Regions from separate parts of the Homo sapiens genome. Here all the other regions are linked to region 3. A link is a contact called in ENCODE Hi-C or POLR2A ChIA-PET data. All regions are on one chromosome and are shown on one strand. Each heading gives the region's core, a stretch centred on a gene start or an enhancer-like site at or near the end of the contact. The rest is flanking DNA. Distances are from core to core; before and after follow the strand shown. Region 1 overlaps LOC101929727 (a long non-coding RNA gene). Region 2 holds the start of ADIRF-AS1 (ADIRF antisense RNA 1). Region 3 holds the start of PAPSS2 (3'-phosphoadenosine 5'-phosphosulfate synthase 2).

Evidence for each region. A loop is a pair of places that touch in the nucleus more often than their neighbours do. ChIA-PET counts read pairs that join two places held with the same protein, here RNA polymerase II (POLR2A). Pooled maps may share reads with other maps.
Region 1: a loop to region 3 is called in a map with no recorded cell type, with 2.5 times the contacts of the local background. The contact joins the enhancer-like site here to the promoter of PAPSS2 in region 3. A Hi-C loop is called at or near these places in 2 of 37 single-sample maps with no recorded cell type and 4 of 50 pooled maps. POLR2A ChIA-PET finds 5 or more read pairs at or near these places in 1 of 52 experiments (AG04449).
Region 2: a map of endothelial cell of umbilical vein shows a loop between it and region 3 (6-fold over the local background). The contact joins the promoter of ADIRF-AS1 here to the promoter of PAPSS2 in region 3. A Hi-C loop is called at or near these places in 1 of 168 maps with a recorded cell type or tissue (endothelial cell of umbilical vein). POLR2A ChIA-PET finds 5 or more read pairs at or near these places in 1 of 52 experiments (PC-9).

What each region holds. Positions count from the first base shown.
Region 1 is chr10:88,270,144-88,273,964 of GRCh38, reverse strand. All of the region lies in intron 1 of LOC101929727 (a long non-coding RNA gene), which reads right to left. It also overlaps a transcript of RNLS not described here. Among named protein-coding and RNA genes, the nearest start is that of RNLS, 310 kb to the left of the region's middle. RefSeq lists an enhancer at 2,315-2,364. Within about 2 kb of position 2,029, at least 7 of the 41 ENCODE cell types and tissues checked have a DNase peak (open chromatin) inside an H3K27ac peak, as active enhancers do.
Region 2 is chr10:86,969,053-86,972,886 of GRCh38, reverse strand. It overlaps ADIRF-AS1 (ADIRF antisense RNA 1), which reads left to right and starts at 1,647. Exons shown (of 2, transcript NR_170185.1): 1 at 1,647-3,834. It overlaps ADIRF (adipogenesis regulatory factor), which reads right to left. Exons shown (of 3, transcript NM_006829.3): 2 at 2,625-2,687; 3 at 1,972-2,411. The coding sequence ends at 2,305. It overlaps LOC124902474, which reads right to left and starts at 1,482. Exons shown (of 3, transcript XM_047426123.1): 1 at 1,323-1,482. The coding sequence starts at 1,482. It overlaps AGAP11 (ArfGAP with GTPase domain, ankyrin repeat and PH domain 11), which reads right to left and starts at 2,551. Exons shown (of 11, transcript NR_171046.1): 1 at 1,972-2,551. RefSeq lists silencers at 1,170-1,719, 3,301-3,595 and enhancers at 918-2,117, 1,954-2,705, 2,706-3,459.
Region 3 is chr10:87,658,580-87,662,144 of GRCh38, reverse strand. PAPSS2 (3'-phosphoadenosine 5'-phosphosulfate synthase 2) reads right to left here and starts at 2,267. Exons shown (of 13, transcript NM_001015880.2): 1 at 2,137-2,267. The coding sequence starts at 2,163. RefSeq lists a silencer at 2,280-2,519.

The DNA.
Region 1 (3,821 bases), core at 780-3,279, 610 kb before region 3:
GTGTACATATGTATGTTTATGTATGTGTGTTTATATTTAAAATCGTGTTCTGCCTTATGAGTAAACAAAAAGTATACAAATTAAAAACTATAATGAAACGTAATTTTTTAACCTATCAATTTGGCATTTTTTTTTGAATGACTAAATTCTAATCAGGGATTAAAATGACTGGTACAAGTGAAAACTTTCACATCCTGTTCGCATAGTAAGTGGCAATATGTATCAAGTGTTTTTTAAAGCATGTTTTCTAACTCAATAAATTTCATCTAGGAGTCTGGCTTAAAGAAATAATCCAGGATGCAGACGATGGTTTATTTGCAATATGTTTATTTAAGCATTAGTTATGATAGTGGAAAACTGGAAATAACCTAAATCAACACTAACAGGAAATGGCTGAATAAATTCTAATAGATCAAAACAGTGGAATTTAATGCAGTCATTTTAAAATGTGGGTTTAAAGCAAATTTTTCTATCTGGGATATTTTTTGTGATATAATGTTAAGAGAAAACCCACAATATGTAATGCTAAGTCAAGAATACAGGATGCTTGTCATTTCTAAAAAACATCAAGTGAGTATAACATGCATTTATGTGTGTACATATATTAAGACCAAAAGAAATATTCAATGTCTTCAAGGTGGTGGGATTTTAAAAAATTTTCATTTCTTTCTTTATATTTTTTCTGTATTTTCACAATGAGCAGTCAGGCAGCCAATTGGCCTTGTGTTGAGGTGCTCCAGAGGGCAGAACCAAGACTAGCAGCAGTAGGAAAGTGATTGAAGCTAATATCAGTAAGAAATTTCCAATAAGCAGAGCTTTTCAATGTGGAGCAGACCTCTGGGAGTTTCTTTCTGCCAGCCCAAAATGTTTCCAGCAGAGGCTGGGTGACCACCATCCACAGTGATCCACAGTGGGGAGAGGTCACAAGAACAGTGCATCCCAACCCTGGCTGGGCCACAGCATCACCCGAGGGAGGATAGAATGCAGATTCCTGGGCCATGAACCCTATCTACCTGGATTGAAACTCCAGGGCTGGGGTCTAGGGATATGTATTTGCCTTAAACTTCCCCAAGGAATTCTAAAGCAGCGAGACAAAGTTTCTACACCTGAGAATCCCTAGATTAGAGACTTTCAAGGCAGCTTCCAACTTGGAGATTCAAAGCAATTTTGCAATTCAAAGGTCTAGAGACTATTTGAGTATCTATCTTAAAAAAACGAAGACAACAGTATAGATGCAAAGGGAGGCACGGCTGGGGTTGAAGGATGGAATCATTTGAAGATCAATACTTTTTCATTCATTTATTTATTCAACCACCAATGACCAAGAGCCTGTGCTGTACCAAGTTCTTCATGTAAAGCACTTGGGATATGTTAGGGATCAAAACCGTTTCCTGCCCTCATAATGGTCACATTTAGGTCAGGTTAACATAAAACGTAGATTCTTGGGCCCAGGAATGACTGAATTAGAATCCCTGGAGAGGGACCCAAGAATCCATATTCTATAAATGTTCCCAAGGTGCTGCCTGTATACACTAATGCAATGTTGTTTTTCAAAATATGGGCTTTGACTCATAAGTGGTTTGTTATAGTAATTTAGTGAGTCAAGAAGCTTTTTTAAAAAATTAAAATAACAGAAAAAAGAACAGGAAAAGGAAAGGAAAATTAGAATGCTGACACATGGAAACAGTAACTTGTTTCATAAAGCTTCTGTTTCTGTGCCCTGGGCCACAATGTAAACTGGGTTTCAGATGGAAAACCATTGCTAGAAAATATGATATATAAAATACATCACTGCTCTAGTCCTCTCTAACCCCTGCACGCAACAGTTCTGTTTTAGTCCAAATCTGGAGGTGAGATGCTGGGGCACACTGACCACCTTGAGGAGGGACAGGCTGTTCTGGGAATTTGACTCACTGGGAATATCCCTGCTATAATGCCACTTCCTTTTTCTTTTGGATTGAGCCTAGGGCTGCACTCTTGCACAGATGGTAAAGTCTCCAGCACATGTTGCATCATTTTCTCTGGTAGACATGACAGAGCACTGCACACTATCTGTCCTGGCCTTCGTGGCAGAGTTAGAGCCGCATACAGAAACGAACTCCTGGGACCCATTGCTTCCATTTGCTAGGCTGCTTTTTAGGGGAACAAGAGAGCAGGTCTTATACAACCAATTTTCCAGGCCAAGTCCTGGGTATTTGATTTGGGCCCTTCATATCAGGTCAAAACCATATGCAACCCATACTTGGCAACCAAGATGAAAGATACCAATTGTTTTAAATAAAAATGAAACCGGACGGGGTGAACAAACCCACATAAGACAAGCTGAAAAGTCCTCCCAGGCTCTCTGAGAACCCAAGAGCCTGCTGTGCTGAGCAGACCAGGGATGTTCCTGTGGTTTACTTGTTTGCTGTCACGGAAGTTTTGCTGTCACTAAGAAGAAAAATCCAAAGGCTAATTCAGCATAAATGGTCCCCTTGGCTGCACTGAGGGCAGTCACAGGTGAGTCATAAACAGTGTTGAAAAGTAGAGATCCACCCTAGAGGCCTGAGACATGCTGCTTTTATCTCCAGCTCAGAGCAAGAAAAATGTCTCAGAAGGAACTGAAAATGGAATTACTCAAACTGAAAACTGCTGTCCTCACCAGGAGGATTCCTTTCCTGACCCAAGTCTGGGAAGTGCCACTGGTAAACCCCCAGAAATGAATTTGCTCATCAGTGAAGGACAGAGCTAGATATTCTCAGATGTACCCAGTGACATTTTCGCAGCATTAGAAGCCAAGCCTCCTTCACCTCAAACCAAATCACTGAAATGCTTGATTCTGTGCAGCTGTGGTAGAAATGCCCTGTATCAAAGGCAGGCTCCAGTACCACAAGCCAAAGATAAATAACAGAGGAAATGATCAAGACCATGACCTCTTGATGACCCCCTGGAGCTAAATCTTTGCTAGACCTCAGAATATCAAACAGGCCACCAGCCCGCCAAGAGCAGTTCATGAACAGTGTGGAAGCCACCTCAGCCTGCGAGAGCCTGGCTCTCTAGAAACTTGAGACATCCCAAAGGAATTTCTTGTTTTATCCTCCCAAACAGGGGTTTGTTAATTCTTTCTTCAAGTGAAGAAACCCTTTCCAAATAAACGTACCCAGAAAAGGTATTTTCCATTTACTTGGAAGTTGGGGTTGTATGTATCTCTTGTCCGGTGGTGAACTATTAGTATTTTGAAAAGTGTGTTCTCCCACCAACTAGCAAAAAAAATGAAACAGAAATACAAGGGCCTTCTCCTACTGGAGATTTTGATTATAGATTCAAACAGGCAAACATTATGGAGTGTTTACTATTGGACAAGTATTGAGCTAAGTTCTCAGAGGATCCTGAGTGGAACCAGACTCAAGTTGCTCACAGAGGGAAACAGTGGGCAGCTGAAACTTAGGTTTCTTTCTCAAATCAGTGTCATAGCACCTGAAGGAAACTCTGGGCCACCACTTCGAGTTTAGGAACCCCTGAGGCACAAGACAGCAACTGAGGCTGAAGGGACCCAGTATCTAACAAGCAAGACTTGTCCCCTAAATTGCCTTTGGAGTGCCTGGCCTGAAGACTGAGGCAAGCCAGCTAAATCCTCAGAATAAAAGATGTGGAGAGCAGCCAGGAGACACCACCTGATGCTCAAGGAGAAGGAGATCTTGACTGCACTTGACCGCACTAGGAGTGCAAATAGGTCTAATTTGCGTCTCTTAGCTGCAAGACTCACCGTGGAGTACAAAGGTCGATCAACGGAGATTATAGGTAGAAATAAGTGTCATTGTTTCGTTTACTCCTCTCTCCTC
Region 2 (3,834 bases), core at 398-2,897, 690 kb after region 3:
TGCATATTGTGTGTGTGTGTGTGTGTGTGTGTGTGTGTCGGCACACCCAAGGCCGCTGAGACCTGACGTTTGGAAGAGCAATAGGCAAGGGTGATTTATGGAGAGTATGCCAGGCAGAAAATGCCGCAGGTGTGAAGATACCGAGGCAGCAGGAGCATGATGGGAAGGTCAAGGTGGCTGAGATGGAAGGGAGGGGGTGTTGTGGGAACAGGCTGGAGGTCTGGGAGGCTCTGCCCTCATCAGCAGGTGGGCTTTTCCTTAGACTTGTTCCTCAGACTTGTTCCTCCTGTGGTTCCAAGTGGCTGGTTCTAGGGTTCCTTTCCAGCCACAAGGTGTCCAGAGGAAGATGAAGGGCGGCTTTTTTTTTTTTTTCTGAGACAGGGTCTCACTCTGTTGCCCAGACTGAGTGCAGCGGTCCTCGACCTCCCGGTCTCAAGTCATTCTCCCGCCTCAGCCTCCCAAAGTGCTGGGATTACAGGCTGAGCCACCATGCCCCGCCTTCAAGACAAGAAAAGCCTTTTCTAGAAGACTCCTGGCCTCAGGCCTGATCTCTCTCCTTGGCCGCACCTGGGTCGCACTTAAGGCGATCACTCACAAGGAGAACAAGTGAAAAGTCCCTTGGGATTCATCCCTGAGTCATAGGGGAATGATGCACACCAGAAGGATGCTGGGCTCTGCCAGTCCAGCCCCACCAGCCTCCTGGAGTGGCCCTGAGGCCGGCTCTCCAGACCCTAGGACCTGCTCCTGGAGGCAGGGGCTCCTGGAAGCGCCCCTGACACTGCTCCGGGTGTCTCTTCAAGGACTTTCCCACATTCTACAAAGAAACCTTTTGGGGACAGTCAGCAACATGTAACCGATAGTGGAACCAGGGCAGCCCTGGGTTAAGGGTGGTAGACACGTGCCCCGCGAGGGAGATCTCAGACTGGAGAAGGGAACGGCCTCCTAGGCAGACCTGTACTGCAGCATCTGGACTGGCAGCCAGGTTGGGGACTTCGTCCCCTGCTGGGAGGCCGGGGAAGGCAGGGAGCGCGCCTTGAGTCCGCTGACTAAATCGCCTCAGAACTGGGAAGCACCGCGTAGTCGGTACCTTTCAACAGAAACGCAGAGGCCACTGGCGCGCAGGAGGAGGCGACTGCAGGTGGAGGTAGTACCGGGGTAAAGACATGGAGCGGGTGGACGGGAACCGCTAGGGGCCCGCTGGGGCGTGAGGGGCGCGGGGAGGAAAGGGCCGCAGCAGCCCACGCCCCGCGCCAGGGCCAGGCCTCATCCGGCGCTCAACCAGTGCCACGTTGAGTCACCTACTGGCAAGGCATACACCGTACCGGGGCCACACGCGTGGACACGTGCCGGGGGGGTGCTGGGAACACCAGTCCATCCGGAACCCACTAGACAAAACCTTCCAGGGCCGGAGGTTACCGGTTTGTCCCGAAAGGAAGTGGTGTGGAAGGGAGGGGTCTCCCGCACGCGAGCGCGCACGTGCATGCCCCCCCCACAACCGTGCTTCGTTCTCACGTGCACGGCCCCGTGCCCCGAAGCCCCTCCCCGGGGAGTGGCGGGGCGGGACCCCGCCGGGCGGCAGCGCCCCACTCAACAAAGCTTCCCGCGGGCCCTGCCCCATGACTCACCGCTGGGTGGGGCGGGCACGCAGGCAACCCGCGGGCCGAGACGGGGTAGTGAGGGCCGGAAGCCCGGCTCCCGACTCCGCTTCGTCCCCACAACCTCCGGCCGCCTGAAGTCCTGAGGGGCCGTGGCCCTGGGTCGTCTCCCCTGTTCCCAGCCTCCAGTCGCAGCTGGCGGAGAGAAGTTCCCGAGGCCCCCCCGACTTGCAAGGTCCCTTGCCCCGCCCAGAGCTGAGCCTTCCGAGGATCTGAGGACCGAGTCCAGCCCAGCTCCCAGGAGGGGCCGGGATCCTGGGGCAGGGAATAAGGGGCAGGGGCTGGCTCTAAAGTCGGGCGGGAGAGGGGCACTAACCGAGATGGGGGCTGAGCCTCCGGTCTGGGAGCTTCGGGAGGCGCGTGGCGGGATGGAAAACATTCCTGAGACCGTTGGATTGGATTTCCGAATTTGGGAGGCTAGGACTCCGGCTACGGTGGCTCTGCTCTTGGGATGAGAGGACTGGGCCCAGCTTGCGAGGAATCATGAAGTGGACACAGGGTGGGAACGTGAATTTTAATGAGGGGGCAGACCGAGGAGGTGGTGGCTGCCCGGAGATCAGGGCCAGGCTGTGCTAGATGGCGCCTGGAAGGGGGGTCACCCAAGTCTCCCTGCTGTCATTTCAGGAGGCCGACCCAAGTCTCCCTGCTGTCATTTCAGGAGGCCGAATTTTTTCCCAATCCCAGAGAAGGTGTCAGAGGCCTGGTTAGCAGTCTTGTCGATGGTTTCCTGGGTGGTCTTGGCCAGCTGGTCCATGGCTGGGGAAGGGCGGGAGAGAGGGCAGGTCAGGCAGGGCCCGGGAACCACAGTGCCTGTAGGCTTAGCCTGGCCTGGGTCTCCCGGGGGACCTGCTTGGGGCATTGTGGACAGAGGGCTCTGCAGAGGAGAGGATGTGCCTGGGCCCCAGCCGGGATGGGGCGGGGAGTGGGAGGTGTGCTGGGGTTGCCCGCCTCCCTCCAGCCCCACCAGACCTTTCTGCCCCGCCTCTGTGGCCTGGTCCACCACTTGCTGAGCTGCCGCTCCGGCCGCTGACACTGGAACAGAGAGATGTGGCTTTTAGCCCCTGTTGAGGCACCACCGACTACAGGTGCCCCACCATTGCCATGCCTCTGTGTCCTCCAGAGTATTCGGTGGTACAGGTCCAAGGGATGGATGCCATGGAGATAAAGTCCCTGGCCCAGGGCCCCCCAGCCCGAGGGGCAGGAGACCTTTCCATGCCTCTGGGATGTTTTTGTTTATTTCTAACTCTGAGCTCCTTCTCTGTGGGGGAGGAGCTTCCCTTTCCATCTCCAGGGCTACTGAGAAAATGTTGGACAGAGGAAGGAAGGCAGGGCAGGGCCAGGCTGCAGCTAGCATCTGGACTGTTGGCTAATGCTGGTGATGGCGCAGAAGACCCTTGCCCCCTTTTACAGCTTCTCCCCTAGAAGCCTGGCCCAGATGCCTGAATTCCCACCTTTCATGCACTTAGCCCTGGGGCTTGCAGTTTTGCCAGGTCCTTACTGCCTCCTCCCTCCTGTGGCCTGCCCGGAGGGGCACACAAGCAAAGCCAGTGCCTCTGTGGACAGGCAGCTTAAGACATTAGGAGACAAATGAAGGAAGGAGGCAAAACTTCCAAGGCCGGACTATCTCCTCTGGACCAGAGTTTCGGCCTGCTGGGAATGGAGTCACCAGCCCCGGGGGGGCTGACAGGTGGCTCCCGCCTACAGAGCTGTAACTCATCCCTGCTGCTGAACAGGAAAGGGCCTGCCTTACCCAGATCCCATCCTCCGGAAAGGGTTAGTCAGGCAAGTGTGCTGAGAGGCCCCTGGGAACCTCGTCTCGATTAACCCATCAGAAAGCAGCCCATCCTTTGCACCCAGCTCTCAGATGGAAAAGTGAAGCCCAGAAGGAAGGGACCTGACACGGAGGCTTCCTTGGTAGCATTTCAGTCTCAAGGGAAGAACTGTGGGCCTCCCCTGGAGCACTGGTGAAGTAAGGGGTTGGTTTGGATATTGTCTCCTGACTGGGATATGGGCAGGACTGACAGGGAGCTGGAGTCCTAACGAAGCCTGGGCTAGGTGCAGGAAGAACCAACCCAGTGGTCTCCTGACATCTCCCACGCCCCCACCGCAGCTGGGTCACCTCCAGAATACGGAGGAGAGAGCTGGAGGTGGAGGAACTAAGGACCTTCTTTGCCAGGTG
Region 3 (3,565 bases), core at 1,018-3,517:
TGATGATTCCTATAAGACCGTAAAAGATCAGCTCAGTCTCACTCCTAGGCTAGCTTGTGAGGTCAGCAATACTTATCAAACAATTGATTAGTTCAGAGGTCACACAAGCGGACAGATTTTGCTTTGGCCTGCAAGGTTTCAAAACACATTTTGAATGAACATTCAAAGCTTGAGAGATTCCACATGCATTTACAGCTGGCTTGCTGTAAATAGTACCGATAGTACCTATCTAGCCCTTTTGGGAACTTGGGTTGGTGCCTGGGTTATAACTGCGTTAGACTAAATCAAAATTCAGAAAAGTTCTATTTCAGTTAGCTGTTTCAGGAGTTAATTTAATGCTGTATAAAACAGACACACACATACACCCACCTAACAAAAAATAGAAGGTTCAGAATGTGTAAATACAAAAACCAAACCCTCCGGCCCTCAAATTTCTCACTGCTTCTGACTGTGCAGAGCCCCCGCAATTGATTTGTAATGACCCTGTTCTCAAACCCTCCTCTTCCTGGGCTCCTGCCGACTGGAGGCATCAAGAGGAGAGACCACCTCGTCCCTTTCTAATGCTTGACAAAGTCCCCCATCACAACTGAGAAGGAATTCTTGATGCAAGCAGGAAGGTGGGAATTAAAACCCCACTGATATAAAAAGCTACTGGCACAGCGGCTTGCCATTTAGAAGACACTATTTAGGATTTTACAGAAATTAATCGCATTAAATAGGAACAAAATACAAGTGATTTTCATTTATTATTTCAAAAATATGTTACAACGCTGAGAGTCCCCCACTTAAAAATTACTCCTGAGAAAGGCAGCTGGATTTTGATAAATGTCCCTTCCCAAATTGATGCCACCTACACCCTGGACCCTCCTGCTGGTCCAGTATGGTCCCTGGAGCCACAGAGCCCCCACCCTGTTCTCTTGCTGCTCAAATGACCCTTCTAGCCCTGCATGGCCCCTCCACACTCCTTCCCCACTTCTTGGCTTTATATTTTGTTTTTTTTTTTAAACCTCTCCCCGGCCCACCACAAATACACCTCAAAGATATTTCGGTAATACACATTATATAAGAATAAACATTTATCAGGCACCTACTATGTGTCCATTGCACGTCTATCTACTAGAGAGAGGTCAACCCATTCAGTAACCAGTACAATCATCTGAGGCTTGCAGGGTGGTGGCTGAAGATAGAATGTTCAGCGGCCAAACTGCTGAGTAGGATTTTATCAAGGCTTGCTGACCACATCTGACGTGGCCCCAGTGCTGTCTAGAAGGCGCCATCCAACTCTAAGAGTCTATGATTACTGCTCCCGGTTTTTTTTTTTTTTTTTTTTTTTTTTTTTTCAGTTTATTGGGGTATAATTGACAAATAGAACTGCTGCCATTTTTAAGAATGCAAAATTTATAGGTGCCCATGTTGCTGGGAAAGAAACTTTTCTCTTTGACACGCCCTCATATTTCCCATTAAAGGAGGACAGCTCAGATTATTAATTCTGGGTAAAAGTGTGCCTCCTCAACACAGTCCCCTCATCTTACTCCACCAAACCGAGGGGCACCCTCACCCCTCATTACTGAACTCGAGATGCCACCCAATGCCGAAATCAAGCTAGAGGGCTAAATCCCGCCAGTGTAGAAATGCAATTTCCTCCAGTTTGCTTTGATAATTGCAGTTTCCTCTATGAAAGTCCGTCATTAAAGCCCACTCCAAGGAAGTTCCCATAGACAAAACCCCAGCGACCAGACCTGGCAGAACGGGAGTCAGCTCGATCTGCTCCGAGACCCTACAGAAGAAAAGGCGGGTCTGGAAGAGCTCTTGGGAAAGAAAGGGGATTTCCTGTCCCTGGTCCTGGATCTAGATCCGGACCCACTTGAGAAGCTCGGGAGGTCTCTCGCGGGCGCGGCGACCCCAAGGAGCGCAGATTCCCAGAGTCGCGGGGTGGAGAGGGGCTGCGGGGCGAGGACTGCCCCGGGAATTCCACACAGAGCCTCTTTCTCTTGCTTCCCTCCGTGCCCCACTCTTACTCCTCCTCCCGACGCCCCCTCCCGGGGAGGGTGGGACCCAAGTGCCGGGGAATTGGGGGTTGGGGGTCGGCGCGTGCAGTGCGGTGGCGGGGAGGGAAGCCGGCGCCTGGAAGCCTACCGTCTTTTGCTTCTTGATCCCCGACATGCTGGCTGGCTGCGGCGGAGCCCGGGTCCCGGGAGCAGAGACCGAAGGACGCAGGGACGGCGGCGGCGGCGGCGGCAGCAGCAGCAGCAGCAGCAGCAGCGGCTGCCGGACTCCCGGGAAGGAGGTATAAAAAGGCTCCGCAGACACGTCGCACTTCCCTTGACCAGCCCCCTTCTCCTACTCCTCCTCCCGCCACGCTCCTCTCCGCCCCGTCGGTTCCGCAAGCAGCGCCCAGCCTTGGGGACCCGGCCGCCGCCGCCTAGGCGGGGTCCCCGGCCCGGCCCCTACTCGCGGGCGCGCGCTCCGCCAGCCCCGGTCCCGGGCGAGACCTTGCAGCGGAGCGGCAGATGGCACGCCCGGCACGCGGCCTGGGGTCAAGTTCACCCCGCCCGCCCCACCCCCAGAGGGTCCCAGAGCGTCCTCCACTCCCCTCACCAGCCTCCCGCGCCTCTTCAAGGAAGTCTTCCTGCCTCTAGGACCTAAGAGCTTATTTGGTTAAGGGCAAGGATGCTTGAAGCCGCCAGGTTTGTTGGCAGGATCCTCATATGCAGTAGTAAAAACGAAGGTTCACACTCATGGATCCTTACAATGCACTCCGCTGGGCTCTGCCTTAATTCTCATGGGCCCCCTCCATCCTGCCCCGACCCCGGGCAGCAAGTCCTACTATCTTCCAGTTTTACAAACGAGCAATTGAGGCTTTCAGACTTTGCCAAGATTATATTCCAAATGAGGGGATTCAAACCCAGGCTGACAGCCTCCTCAGTGCAGGCTTTCTTCACCAGCATCATCACACATGGTGATAACTCCCAAGGTTCACAGCTTGTCTGTTCACTATGCATCGTGCTGAGGGGCTTCCATGCACTTCCTCCATTCCCGCTCACAACAGTATCGTCAGGTTACAGGTATGGGCCTGTGGAGGCACGGCCCCTCCTCACAACGACAAGCAAGTGGCAATGGCCAATGGAAGCCCAGCAACTTGTTTCAGTCCACCCCCAAAGTAGCACTTCTGTTCCACTGGAATGGGCCCTGAGGAGGAGGAAAAGGAGGCACAAGATGAGCAGGCTTAGGCCTAGGGCGCCAAGATTTTACCAGAAGGCAGTATGGGGCAACCCTCTGAACGAACCCAAAGGCAGTATGGGGCAACCCTCTGAACGAACCCAAATGTCAAGGCCAAGTAGAGGTGAGGGAGAGAAGCTCTAGTGACAAGCACTTTGGGGGCAGTCACTGGGTCTCACACCCCTTGTACCTTAACTGACTCCTTGTGTAATGCTACAAACGGATGGATATGACCATACTCTCAAAAGAAGTAACGTAACACACAAGGGCCACACTTCTCATTCCCACTCTAGTGTTCCTGCTGTGAAAGAGTTGGAGTAATATTCTATGGAGGTGAGGGATGGGA